2 separate regions of the Homo sapiens genome follow, and region 1 is linked to region 2. Evidence: read pairs that join two places in POLR2A ChIA-PET (ENCODE). Cell type or tissue: B cell. All regions are shown on one strand. Region 1 has its middle 22 kb from the start of WFIKKN2. Region 2 overlaps EPN3 (epsin 3).

Region 1 (2,500 bases), 270 kb after region 2:
GGACTACAACACATACCACCATGCTTAGCTGATGTTTGATGTTTTTTATTTTTTTGTAGAGACAGGGTCTCATTATGTCGCTGAGGTTGGTCTCAAACTCCTGAGCTCAAGCGATCCTTCTGCCTTGGGATTACAGTGCTGGGATTCCAGGCGTGAGCTGCCGCTCCTGGCCTCAGAGAGAGTTCCTATAGTTCCAGGCATCAGACCCTCAGACTCAGAGGCAAAGTGACACAACTGCCTTATTTTTTGTCTCCTTTTAAAAATGAAGAACAAGACGGCCACAGTGGCTCATGCCAGTAAACCCAGTGCTTTGGGAGGCCAAGACAGGAGGATCTCTTGAGCCCAGAAGTTTGAGACCAGCCTGGGCAACACAGTCCACAAAAAATCGAAATGTTATCTGGGTGTAGTGGTGCGTGCCTATAGTCCTAGCTACTCAGGAGCTGAGATGGGAGGATCACTTGAACCCAAGAGGAGGGAGGAGTGGGGAGTGACAGCTTAATGGGTGCAGGGTTTCCTGGAGGGTGATGGATATGTTTGGAGCCAGGCAGAGGCAGTGGTTGTACAACACTGTGACTGTACGAAATACCATTGAATTCTTCACTTCATTTATTCATTTATTTAGACAGAATCTTGCTCTGTTGCCCAGGCTTGAGTGCAGTGTCATGATCTCGGCTCACTGCAACCTCTGCCTCCTGGGTTCAAGCAATTGTCCTGCCTCAGCCTCCCTAGTAGCTGGGACTACAGGTGCATGCCACCACACCTGGCTAATTTTTGTATTTTTAGTAGAGACGGGGTTTTGCTATGTAGGCCAGGCTGGTCTCGATCTCCTGACCCCAGGTGATCCGCCCACCTTGGCCTCCCAAAGTGCTGGGATTACAGGTGTGAGCCACTCTGCCCGGCCACGAATTGTTCACTTTAAAATGGCTGATTTTACGTTGTGTGAATTTCACCTCAACTAAAACAATTAATTCATTTTTTCTTCTCCAACAAAAATGTGTGGCATTGTGGCCTGTGCTTTGCGTGCTGTTAGCTGTCACAGGACATGCTGATGAGGAAGGTGCATGCGATGCTGGCCCCTGCAGGGCGTATGTTCCAGTGGGAAACAGACAAGAACAAGCAATGGAGCAGTAGGTCTTGGCACAGATGAGGTGGCGAATACATATTTATTAAATAAAATAGAGACAGATATGGGAGCTCATAGGTGGTCAACAACCCAGTCCGAAGGTCGCAGAAGATTTCCTGGAGAAAGTGGTATCTGAACCAAGACCCAGCAGAGGTTAGAAGTCAGTGGCAGGAAAAACCCCCAGGGGTGGGTGAGAGTTTGGCGGATTCCAGGAACTGAAGGATGCCCAGTATGGCGTGGAACTGTGTCCAACAGGGCGAGGGGTGTGACACGGAGCTGGAGAAGTAGGCAGGAACCAGATCAAGAGGACTTTTGAATGATGCTAACTAACGGCTGTTAGTGTAGGCATCCCTTCTGCTGACGGTATGCTCACTCTCATTCCTTTTCTAGTTCCAGCCAGGTAGTAGAAGAATTAGGAAGGGATGAGTCTTGAGTATTTATTATCTTCATGTGAGTAAAATTCATTATAGATGGGTGAATGAGTGGATGGATAGATGATAGATAGATAGGTAGGTAGATGATAGATACATAGATACATAGATAGATGCATAGATATATAGATTAGATAAATACATAGATTAGATAGATGATAGATTAGATAGATAGATGACAGATAATAGGTAGATAATAGATGATAGGTGATAGATTAGATAGATAGATGATGGATAGACAGATGATAGATTAGATAGATAGATAATAGATAGATGATAGATTAGATAGATGAAGTATAGATGACAGATTAGATAGATAGATGATAGATAAGAGACAGATGATAGATAGATTAGATAGATGATGGATAGATAGATGATAGATTAGAATAGATAGATAGATAGATAGATAGATAGATAGATAGATAGATAGAATAACTGCTGCAGCCATGTTGTGACCATGAGGAGAGAGACAAGGCAACATGGCCAGGAGGAGGTGGCAGCTCCCACAGAGAGGCCTGGTCACATCCATCATCTTGGAGCAGATCCCTGGGAGGAGGAGGAGAAGGAAGATGAAGCTAAGAGGCCCTGGGGTTGGTCCTCAGGGGAAGACTATGACTCCTGGTGACAGAGATGCTGGAGCCAGAGGGCAGAGGGATGAGTAGGGGAGCCAATCCCAGACAGGGCAATGGCATAATAAACTAATTCGTAACAAGCAAGACAGAGAGAAGACAGGCAACAGATATTTTAGAGGCACCACCAGTAGGATCTGGTGGCCTCTTGGATAGGGAGGAGGAAGAAAGGAGGATTCATAGATTTTCCTGCAATAAGGAATTTGCTGCTGAGTGCAGTGGTTCATGCCTGTAATCCCAGCACCTTGGGAGGCCAAGGCGGGTGACTCGCTTGGGCCCCAGAGTTTGAAACCAGCATGGACGACCTGGCAAAACCC
Region 2 (2,500 bases):
AGACCCCTGGTCTCCGATCCCCTCAGGAACCGTCCTGTCCCGAAGCCAGCCCTGGGATCTGACTCCCATGCTCTCCTCCTCTGAGCCCTGGGGCAGGACCCCAGTGCTGCCTGCTGGGCCCCCCACCACAGACCCCTGGGCCCTGAACTCTCCCCACCACAAACTCCCCAGCACTGGGGCTGACCCTTGGGGAGCCTCCCTGGAGACCTCCGACACACCTGGTAAGAAGAGGGCCAGAGAGTGTGAGTGAGGAGCTGGGGGACTTCCAGGCAGGGCCAAGGGGCAGCAGATACTGTTTGTGTTAGGAGGACAGCTTCTCTGGAAAGGGGTCAGACCAACACCTGCCCTTTTTGTCAACCCATCTCCTCTTCCTCTCTCTCTTCCGAGGTGGTGCCTCGACCTTTGACCCATTTGCCAAACCTCCAGAATCCACAGAGACCAAGGAGGGGCTGGAGCAGGCCCTGCCCTCTGGGAAGCCCAGCAGCCCTGTGGGTGAGCAGGGCAAGGGGATGGTGAGGCTCTGGGGAATGAGGGGCCCACCCCGAGCAGCCTCTGTCCTCTTCCTCCCACGTCGGGCGCCAATCCCTTTCCCCACCAATTAGCTCTAGCATTTCTATTCCAGAGCTGGACCTGTTTGGAGACCCCAGCCCCAGTTCCAAGCAAAATGGCACGAAGGAGCCAGATGCCCTGGACCTGGGCATACTAGGGGAAGCACTAACCCAGCCAAGCAAAGAGGCCCGAGCTTGCCGGACTCCCGAGTCCTTCCTGGGTCCCTCAGCTTCCTCCTTGGTCAACCTTGACTCGTTGGTCAAGGCACCCCAGGTTGCAAAGACCCGGAACCCCTTCCTGACAGGTAAGATATGCCCTTGTCCCTCAACCCAGGGGCTCCTGCTTTCAGAGCCTAGCCTCCGCCGGAGGAGCCCACTCTTCTTCCCAACTTCCACGACCTCCCGGTGTAGGGCTCTGAACCCCGGGTCACTCAAAGCCACTCTCGTTCTGCAGGTCTCAGCGCTCCGTCCCCCACCAACCCGTTCGGCGCGGGCGAGCCGGGCAGGCCGACGCTAAACCAGATGCGCACCGGCTCGCCGGCGCTGGGCCTGGCAGGCGGGCCTGTGGGGGCGCCCCTGGGCTCCATGACCTACAGCGCCTCTCTGCCCCTCCCGCTCAGCAGCGTGCCAGCTGGCTTGACCCTCCCCGCCTCGGTTAGCGTCTTCCCGCAGGCCGGAGCCTTCGCACCGCAGCCGCTGCTGCCCACGCCGAGCTCAGCCGGGCCGCGGCCCCCGCCCCCGCAGACCGGCACCAACCCCTTCCTCTGAGCCCCGCCCCGTCCCATACCGGCCTGCGCCTGCGCCGGACGCTCCGCGGCCCCGCCTCCGGACCCGGGGCTGGGCGGGGCGCCGGTGCTAGTGGAACGCCGAGCCAGTGGCGGCTGGTATCCCGCGGCGGCTCTGGAAGCTGGACGCGGACCACGGCCCGGGAGCTAGAAACTGAACGCCCGCATAATAAAGACTGGAACCCTCGTTCTCAGCTCTCACCAAGTGGACTTTTTGCGGGGTGTGGCGGCCGGGTCTCGACCACAGCGTGGATCACCGGCTGTTTAGGAAACTGCAGCTGCACAACGTGGGGTGCAAAACTGCCCCGCTTCCTTTACAGCTCTTCTCAACCCTCACCTCCATCCCCCGTCACCCAGGCACCTTCGCTTCCAGATGCTGCCAGGCTGTCACTCAATTCGGTCATTTCATTCATTTATCACACATGGGCACTGGGGTTGGGCTAACAGCAAGAGACAATAGGCCTTTGTTCCTATTTATTGGGTACTGCTTACGTGCTAAGCAGATCAGTTTATTTAATGCTTGCAACGACTCTCTGAGGTAGAAAATATTGTTAATTCCGTTCAGGATCCCGGCTACATAATCTGTGGGGCTCAATACAAAATAAAAATGTAGGGGCTCCTTGTTCAAAATCGTATGAAGAATTTCAAAACAGGGACAACAGAGCATGAAACCAAGCGCAAAGCCCACTGCAGTGCGATTGCACAGGTATCTCACCTTGCAGCCGGCACTACTCCCATTTTTCAGGCAAGGAAACCGTGGCTCAGAGAGGTTGAATGGCATGCTCAAAGTCACAAAGCTGGCATGGGGCGGGGCTGGAACTCAAGAGTCAGACAGTCTGGCTCCAAGGCCTGGAGATCCCAGGCTGGGCCCCAGATTTAATTCAGCAAATATTGACTGACTGCTGTGGACAAAGTGCTGGGCTCACCTTGGAGGGATCCAACCTCCAGGAGCTCGAGCGCAGCAGGGTAGACAAGCCAGGGGCACGTGATGCGGCTGTGGCAGAAGCCAAGTGCAGGAGCTCCCAGGCTCCTTTGTTTTACTGAGTCACCTTAAATGTAACTCTGCCCTCTCCCTTGCTTCGCCAAGGCTAGCGAGAAACTCAGTCTTAGCCACACAGGAGGAATCGGACCCCTTCTGGGGGTTTATGTGGAGTCTGGGAAACCAAG

The links. Peaks named below come from ENCODE experiments on the same cell type or tissue, not always from the same donor. Only the 100,000 strongest peaks of a DNase experiment are listed, where the experiment ranks them.
Region 1: POLR2A ChIA-PET joins it to region 2 with 15 read pairs; 2 of 35 experiments call an interaction of 5 or more read pairs at or near these places.

Annotation. Positions count from the first base shown.
Region 1 is chr17:50,812,039-50,814,538 of GRCh38, forward strand. No RefSeq gene overlaps it. Among named protein-coding and RNA genes, the nearest start is that of WFIKKN2, 22 kb to the right of the region's middle. In B cell, no CTCF peak of the experiment used is centred here; no DNase peak of the experiment used is centred here.
Region 2 is chr17:50,540,842-50,543,341 of GRCh38, forward strand. It overlaps EPN3 (epsin 3), which reads left to right. Exons shown (of 10, transcript NM_017957.3): 7 at 1-221; 8 at 388-492; 9 at 623-853; 10 at 1,003-2,500. The coding sequence ends at 1,316. Among named protein-coding and RNA genes, the nearest start is that of SPATA20, 5.1 kb to the right of the region's middle. RefSeq lists a silencer at 1,039-1,478 and an enhancer at 2,215-2,500. In B cell, CTCF peaks have their summits at 1,183 and 1,396; DNase peaks (open chromatin) are centred at 349, 635 and 1,320; H3K4me3 peaks cover 1,410 bases; H3K27ac peaks cover 382 bases; H3K27me3 peaks cover 322 bases.